Regions from separate parts of the Homo sapiens genome. Here region 1 is linked to region 2. Evidence: read pairs that join two places in POLR2A ChIA-PET (ENCODE). Cell type or tissue: GM12878. All regions are shown on one strand. Each heading gives the region's core, and the rest is flanking DNA. Links, peaks and the distances in the headings are about the cores only.

Region 1 (4,332 bases), core at 1-4,000, 52 kb before region 2:
AGGCCAGGAGGCAGGGCAGAGCCCTGGCAGGGCAGGCGCTCAGGGAGAGGGTGGGAGCCACAGCTCTGGGAGGCAGGGCCAAGGTGGCCAAGCAGCACTGAGCTCTCGCCCAGGTTGGATCCCCCCTGCACCCTCCCCAAGCTTCACGGCCTGGGTACAGGAAGGGGTGACAAGCCATGCAGCAGGCATCATGGGTCAGTGGACAGGGGACAGGCAGTTCCCTCCAGCACGGAGGGCACGACAACCACTGCAGGGCAGGCAGAGCCCACCAGCGCCCACCAGGCTCTAGGGCAACCAAACTAGATCTGAAGGGAAACTCCACGGCCCTTCTTAGACCAACCCCCTTCGATATTTCACGCTGTTTGGTGGCTCTGAAGATGCATGGAGGTTCTAGCGGGGAAGAGCCCATTTTCACTTCCTCCATACTCTGCACACAGGGCATCCAGGCCCAGAAGAGCTCAACGCTGCCTGGCATGGAGAGGTTGGCGCAGGCTGAGGCTGCTGGGCTCTGAGGACTCAGGGTGTGCAGCCTGGAACCTGCACCTCCTAATGAAATATGGCCTAAGCAGACACCAGGATCCAGAGCCCAGCCACTCCTCTCCCCAATGCTGAGGCCCTCCCGAGAGCCCAAGGCACGGCATGGAGCTCGTGCGTGACTGCGAGCAAATGCCCTGGCCTCAGGCCACCAGGTCAGGTGCAGCAGGTCTGTGAGGGACCCCGTGTGCCTCTCCTGTGGGGGCAGCATCAGCTTCCCTCCTAGAGAACCACATGGAGCAGATATGGGCGGTGCAGCAGAGCACTGCAGCAGAGGGCCAGGAGGGTCCAAGCAGTGCTGTGATCATCCGACTCTCTAACCATGAACTCACCTAGAGATGCATTCCAACCACACCTCTCTAAAATACATGTAGGTGTTAGTGGAAAACACCTGCTATCTATTTCTGACTTAATAAAGTCTATTTCATACACATAGACACATTTGGTTTACAGGCAGATGAGACAGTGATCGGGCACGTCAGCAGACAGTCTCCACTCAGGCCCTACAAATGAACCACAATCTTCCTTTCCGTTTTGCTTTCCTCTCTAAAGTCCCCCGAGAGGAGGCCCTGCCCAGGCCGGCCCCCGACTCACAGGCTCCCCAGACTGCAGAGATGCAAACTCAGCCACACACCCAAGGACGCCGCTTCTCCCCACAGCAGAGCAGAGGCTCAGCTGGCCCACTCCAGTGACATGGAGTCTGGCTGGTCAGCGACAGCCCCTCCAGCCAAGGGCTCCACCTTCAGCACGAATCCTCTGCCTCGGGACTTTCTCTAGTGCTTGATTTCTTGTATGGTCAGCCCCGCGGTATTTTATTGAAATAGATATTATTCCTGTCATCAAAATAAATAAACCTAACTAAAAAGAATCCTCTTCACTTATTTGAAGAGTGCCATTTTGGGGGACTCTTCAATATTTTTCTTGGCTTTTTATTATATGAAACTCCAAACAAATAAAAGCTGAGAAAATAAAATTATTAACTCCTATATCCATCGCCCAGTGCCTTTGCCCAATATGACCTTGCCTGCCTGCCCACTTACTTTCCAGCATATCACCCTGACCACTCAACACTCATCACAAAGAGGCACAAAGGAAGCCATTTTCCCACCCAAAATCAAGCCACCCTCAGGGTCCTGACAGAGGACACGAGGACGGGCCGCACCGCAGCCGCATACGTACGGATTCCCCATGAGAACTTCCGGTGCACAGTACTCGATGGTCCCACAAAAAGTATAAAATAATTTTCCCCTTTCCAAGTAGGCGGCCGAGCCAAAGTCTATCAGCTTGATTGTGAAGTCCTCGGCGATCACGATGTTCTCATCCTTGATGTCACGGTGGATGATGTCCTTCAAGCGCAGGTATCCCACTGCTGACACTAGCTGGAATCAGGAGGCCAGAGGGGGCTTTTTAAAAAAGCAATTCAACTAAAATATGCATTTAAAATAAACTGGAACAAAAAAAAACACAAAGAAAAAATAAACCTCCGACTCATAATGAACTGGGGACAGGAAAGATTTTTCAATGCTGAAGATATGATTGGAAGCAAACAGGAAACAAAGCCCTTCAGGAGGCGTGTTCACTGGGGATGGCCACGTTAGCCGGCAAGGTGGCAACATCAATGAGACTCGTGAGTTCTGTTTGCTGCTGAGAAAAGCTTCCCAGCAGACACTCGCCCCCACCAACGCACACCATGCCTATTTCAGGAGGAAAGACAGGCCACAAAGCCACAGCTCAAAGACACTCATGGTGGGCAAGTGAATGGGTGCAGGTTTGGTGTTAAGTGGGAAGTACCCAAGAGAAAGCACCAAGTCGATAACCTCAGCTCACAGGGAGGGAAAGTGACTTGCCCAGAGTTCAGGCAGCAATTTGGGGCAGAGCTGGGAGCACAGCCTCAGTGGCTTCTCAGAGAGCAGCATGACGTATCAGCCATCCTTTCCCCAAATGTGTGGCTACTCAATGATGCAGACTTAAAGCAGTTACACTGGAAACGGGCTTCGTTCCCACGGAGGTGCAGCTGCAGTGCTCCACTGCCTGCCCACTCTGCCTCTCCAATAACAGAGGCCAGCAACATCGGCCTTTCAGTTTAGCTCAACTAGGATGAATTAAACGTCTGACTGTCATAATTTGGACACCCATTATACCAATCAACTTAGTGACTTCATGGATGTATCATGTTGATCTTTTGAGACAAATTTATATTTACAAATGAGTATCTTTCAAATCAGGAGCAATAATCACAGGTTAGCTAAGCCCGATTAACTTACATTTAATAAATATACGCATATTTATACACATATATACAAACATATACATACCTGCATATTTATATATACATACCTGCATATTTATATATACATACCTGCATATTTATACATACATTTAGATACATACATGTGCACATATATACACACCTGCATACACACGTGTGCATACCTATACACATAACATATACTTGTACATAGGTACACACATAAATACACATATACAAGCATGCATGCATACATACTTACATATATATGTAGATATATACAAATCAGTCAGGATCCAATCAGGAGACAGAAATCACACATGAACTTGAACATGGAAAGTTTCATTAAGATTTATTAACTAGTACTGAGAGATTAACCACAAAGGGCTAAAGAGCGACTTGAAGAAAGCTGCTCTTCCTGCAGATGCTTCTGTGCCCTGGACTGGCCATGCTGCCCTGGAGCGGCCTGAACCAAGCCAGGGCTGTTCCCAGGCCCAGCTCCCCGACCCCGCTGCTGAGCAGGTCCTGATGAATCTGGAGCTGACAGGCAATGCCCTGAGAACCAGCATGATTCCTACATACATTGATGTGCGATCATATACTTTATAAAATTGTGCATCTGTATTTACATAGAATAACATTTATGTCTATATATTTACAAAAGGGGTAGAGATTCTTTTGGCAAAAATTTTAGAGTATAAACACCATAATTATGTGTCTCACTAGCCCCAGAATTAACAGCTGTCAGGCAGCAGCTTTTAACAAGCGACCCTCAACATAACCTCATACAGATACTCTGTTTGCTGTAAAAAGTTTCAGAAACAAGTGTTGGCCACAAACTAAAGGGAGGACGTCACCTTCCAACACAGGAAGAGGGAGAGAGGTGACCCTTTTTTGCAGAACCATAATATCTGAAACTTACAAGTAGGAGCCTGAGAAACTAAACTTCGGAAACCCAACAACCCGAGAGTGTGTAGCTTTAAGGAAGAAATGTTGATTCACGGAAGCTGTCATTAGAAATCGAGTTGTCCCCAGCAAACAATCCAAGAGCAAATGTGAGTTGTCTACACAGCCCTTTGCTGGTATTTCTCCAGTTCTTCTGGGGGAGCTGGGAGCAGTACAGGATGGAACCGCCACCCTCTCCTTAAAACCCAACACGAGTTACCGTTTCTTCCCCCTGTCCCTCTGCTAGGGTGCCTTCCTATTTGGATCATCACTCTCCCATTCCAATAAAATAATGGCCGAAGTTCAATATGTAATTAGACACGAAACAGATCAAGACAAATACTTACTGAAAAGTGAGAATGTCAGGATCTCAGTTTTGCTGGTTAATTACCTCAACAGCCACCATTTAGTGGGCACTTACAACCTGCAGGCCGCTGTGCCGCACACATGCCTTTGAGACGCTCTCTGGCTGCATCCTAACCCTTACTGGTTAATTTTTATGATTGTTGTGGATATTTTATGTATGTAAATAAACCTTAACCATTAAACATACTTTCTCAGTCATTCCAGGACTGTATCTGGCCTCATCCTTCCTTCCCAACCTC
Region 2 (4,385 bases), core at 130-4,129:
ATAAACAGTCATTAAACATCCTGCTGTAGGCAAGTCACCATGGGGAGACCAGACAGGGCAGCGTGGTCACTGCCTCTGGAGGTTTATGGTTGAATAGAGGAGCACACGATCACAGCAAGAGTGATGTAGGAGGGTGTGGAAACTGGGCAAGAGGGGCAGAGTGCTGTGGTGTGAGGGCCCCCCAGGAATCCTAAGTGAGGGTCCCAGGATTTCAAAGACTTGAGGTCAGAGTGCCCCGTACCTCTCTTCTGTAGAGACTGAGGCTCTTGGGAGGACTTTTTTTTTTTTTTTTTGAGACGGAGTCTCGTGCTGTTGCCCAGGCTAGAGTGCAGTGGCACAATCTCGGCTCACTGCAAGCTCTGCCTCCTGGGTTCACGCCATTCTCCTGCCTCAGCCTCCGGAGTAGCTGGAACTACAGGCACCCGCCGCCACGCCCAGCTAATTTTTTTGTATTTTTAATAAAGACAGGGTTTCACCGTGTTAGCCAGGATGGTCTCTATCTGACCTTGTGATCCACCTGCCTCAGCTTCTCAAAGTGCTGGGATTTCCACGCCCGACAGGGGGACATTTTAATGTGTCAGCTCACAAATTTAGAACTGGAAGGGACTTGGGAATCTACTGGTCCTTGGGTTCTGAGACTGTTCCTCAGCACCCCAGGAAATCTGAGGGTTGGGAATGAGCTCAAGACAGTCTTGGACTCGCCACTATTGTATTCTACCTTCAAGTAGGATTTCCACTGGAAGTCTTAGCAGATACGTCACTAGCCCCACATCGCAGAGCTGAAGCCCACATAGCTCTGCCCCGGTCCAGGCACCTGCTGGCTGCCTGGGGCAGCCTGTCAACTGCAGTACTCATTGCTGTTCTGTCCTTTCCACAGGCAATCGAAAATATCGACACCTTAACCAACCTGGAGAGTTTGTTTTTGGGGAAAAACAAAATTACTAAACTTCAGAACCTGGATGCGCTCACCAACCTGACAGTCCTCAGTATGCAGGTACGGAGCTTCCTGAGCCGCCCTTCCCTGCGAGCCCTGGCAGGGCCAGCGCTGCTGGACACAATCTTAGTTTTTATCCTTCACTGCCTTCACAATTGGCACTTCGTTGCACTATTAGTAAGCAATTGAAACATTAGATGCCATAGACTTTATACACACATGTGCCAAGCAAAAACTTGATTCTCTTTTTTATTTTTTATTTATTTTTTTCACTTTTTTAGAAACAGGGTCTTTATCTGTCACTCAGGCTGCAGTGCAGTGGTGCTGTCATAGCTCACTGCAGCCTCCAACTCCTGGGCTCAAGCCAGCTTCCCACCTCAGCCTACCAAGTCGGTAGGACTACAGGCATGCACCACGACCTTCAGCTAATATTTTGTCAAGGGGGTGAGGAATGGAAGAGATGAGGTCTCACTATGTTGCCTAGGCTGGTCTTGAACTCTTGACCTCAAGTGATCTTCCTGCCTTGGCCACCCAAAATGCTGGGTTTACAAGCATGAGTCACCACTCGTGGCCTTTCTTTTTTTTTTAAGAGACAAGGTCTCACTCTGTCATCCAGGCAGGAGTGCAGTGACAAGTGCATTCATAGCTCACTATAGCCTCACACTCCTAGGCTCAAGCAATCTTCCCTCCTCAGCCTCCCAAGTAGCTGGGACTGCAGGTACACAGCACCATGCCTGGCTAATTTTTGTATTTTATGTAGAGAAGGGGTTTCCCTATGTTGCCCAGGGTGGTCTTGAACTCCTGGACTCAAGCAAACCTCCTGCCTTGGCCTCCCAAAAAATTTCTTTCTTAAGTGCCATGTTTTTGGCTTTTTCCACCCACCCACCTCCCCCTTCTGCCCCAGTAGCAGTCATAGATGGTTTTTAGCCAAAGGGGACTTCTTCAGAAGGTGGAGCTTATTCTAAATTCTAAAGTGTTTGGCTCAATGGTAAAAGCAATTCCTTCCATTGCACAGAGAATATCAACCCTGTTAGACTTCTGCATTTGGGAGTTGGTAAGCACTTGGGTGTGCCTAGGCTCCTGTTTACCTTTTGTGTTGGAAGCAAATTAGCAGAATTGGACCCTTGAAGCGAGATGGAACAGAGTGCTCTGGGGACGAGGCCCGGTATGGTTAGTTGATCCCTGATCCCTTCGACTGATACTGAGGGGCATGTGGAAACCGCTCTTAACCCTTGGTGAAGCAGAAGTTTGTCAGGCTTCTTTAAGAAAGTTCTTGGCCTGGTACAGTGGCTCATGCCTGTAACCTCAGCACTTCGGGAGATCTAGGCGGTCAGATCGCTTGAGCCCAGGAGTTCAAGACCAGCCTGGGCAACATAGTGAGAGCCCATCTCTAAAAAAATTAAAAATATAAAAAAAAGCTCTTAGGCCAGGCGTGGTGGCTCACGCCTGTAATCCCAGCCCTTTGGGAGGCCAAGGCAGGCGGTTCATTTGAGGTCAGGAGTTTGAGACCAGCCTGGCCAACATGGTGAAATCTCATCTCTACTGAAAATACAAAAATTAGCCAGGCATGGTGGCGGGCGCCTGTAATCCCAGCTACTCAAGAGGATGAGGCAGGAGAAATGCTTGAATCCAGGAGGAGGACATTGCAGTGAGCCAAGGTTGTGCCACTGCACTCCAGCCTGGGTGACAGAGCGAGAGTCCATCTCAAAAAAAAGAAAGAAAGAAATTATAATTAATTTACTTTAAAATATTCAGTAATTTTTACACTTTAAAATTATTAAATCAGGTAAACCTTCACCAAATGTATCTTTTAACAATGAGTTCTTTTTTTTGGTTTTTTTTTGAGATGGAATTTCGCTCTTATTGCCCAGGCTGGAGCACAGGGGTGCAATCTCGGCTCACTGCAACCTCAGCTTCTGGGTTCAAGCGATTCTCCTGCCTCAGTCTCCCAAGGAGCTGAGATTACAGGTGTGCACCACCACGCCCGGCTAATTTTTTGTATTTTTAGTGGAGACAGGTTTCACCATGTTGGCCAGGCTGGTCTCAAACTCCTGACCTCAGGTGATCCTCCTGCCTTGGCCTCCCAAAGTGCTGGGATTATAGGTGAGAGCCACTGCACCTGGCCTAACAATGAATTCTTTATATAAAAAACATGTAATTCCCATGCATGAATTTTAGCTCAGTACAGCAGGCTCAAAATTTTGATCCTCTTTTTCTCTCTACATGAGTCCCATTCTAGCATGTTTTTTGTTTGTTTGTTTGTTCGTTTTGAGACGGAGTCTCGCTCTGTCACCCAGGCTGGAGTGCAATGGTGCAATCTCGGCTCACTGCAAGCTCCACCTCCCAGGTTTACGCCATTCTCCTGCCTCAGCCTCCCAAGTAGCTGGGACTACAGGCACCCGCCACCACGCCCGGCTAATTTTTTTTGTATTTTTTTCGTAGAGACGGGGTTTCACCGTGTTAGCCAGGATGGTCTCGATCTCATAACCTCATGATCCTCTCGCCTCGGCCTCCCAAAGTGCTGGGATTACAGGCGTGAGCCACCGTGCCCAGCCCTTTATATATATATATTTTTTTTTGAGATGGAGTCTCGCTCTGTTGCCCAGGCTGGAGTGCAGTGGCATGATCTTGGCTCACTGCAATCTCCGCCTCCCGGGTTCACGCCGTTCTCCTGCCTCAGCCTCCCGAGTAGCTGGGACTACAGGCGCCCATCATCACACCTGGCTAATTTTTTGTATTTTTAGTAGAGATGGAGTTTCACCACGTTAGCCAGGATGGTCTCGATCTCCTGACCTCGTGATCTGCCCCACTCGGCCTCCCAAAGTGCTGGGATTACAGGCATGAGCCACCGCGCCCGGCCCCATTCTAGCATGTTTTAAGTGAAATTCTCTGTTCTTAGAATTCTTCAAGATAACACAAAACCTCGTTTCCTAAAAACCGTTTCATTTCATACCTTCTGTACTGTTCTGACAGCTGTGTGCTCTCCCTCTTGCAGAGCAACCGGCTGACCAAGATCGAGGGTCTGCAGAACCTGGTGAACCTGCGGGAGCTGTACCTTAGCCACAATGGCATCGAGGTCATCGAGGGCCTGGAGAACAATGTAAGACACCCACTGTCTGTCTGGGGCTGTGTGGGCGGTGGGCACCAGGCGGGCAGGCACCTGGCCAGCCAGCACACACTGGCCTCTCGGGCCGGTGTCAGGAAGATGCCCTGCCTCTGGAGGTTTATCAGAAAGACCTTCCCATCCTAAAAACTAAGGGACCCTTTCCTCATACTGAAAAGTGCAGGAGCTGTGTGTGCCTGTTGGCCCTCTGCCCTGAGTGTGCCTTGAAGGGCTGACGCTTTATGTGGGATTTCAGCACAGGCTTCCCTAGGCTTCCTCAATGGGGCAGCATCCATTGCACACCCACTGTGCACTGCAGGCATTTTGCAAGATTTGAAAAAAACAAAC

Evidence for each region. ChIA-PET counts read pairs that join two places held together with the same protein. Peaks named below come from ENCODE experiments on the same cell type or tissue, not always from the same donor. Only the 100,000 strongest peaks of a DNase experiment are listed, where the experiment ranks them.
Region 1: POLR2A ChIA-PET joins it to region 2 with 10 read pairs; 13 of 35 experiments call an interaction of 5 or more read pairs at or near these places.

What each region holds. Positions count from the first base shown.
Region 1 is chr2:241,110,527-241,114,858 of GRCh38, forward strand. PASK (PAS domain containing serine/threonine kinase) reads right to left here. Exons shown (of 18, transcript NM_015148.4): 15 at 1,714-1,913. Among named protein-coding and RNA genes, the nearest start is that of MTERF4, 10 kb to the left of the region's middle. RefSeq lists enhancers at 553-852, 1,123-1,172. In GM12878, for the core only: no CTCF peak of the experiment used is centred there; DNase peaks (open chromatin) are centred at 374, 1,009 and 2,275; H3K4me3 peaks cover 2,104 bases; H3K27ac peaks cover 2,724 bases.
Region 2 is chr2:241,162,408-241,166,792 of GRCh38, forward strand. PPP1R7 (protein phosphatase 1 regulatory subunit 7) reads left to right here. Exons shown (of 10, transcript NM_002712.3): 7 at 878-994; 8 at 3,930-4,034. Among named protein-coding and RNA genes, the nearest start is that of PPP1R7, 14 kb to the left of the region's middle. RefSeq lists an enhancer at 4,335-4,385. In GM12878, for the core only: no CTCF peak of the experiment used is centred there; no DNase peak of the experiment used is centred there.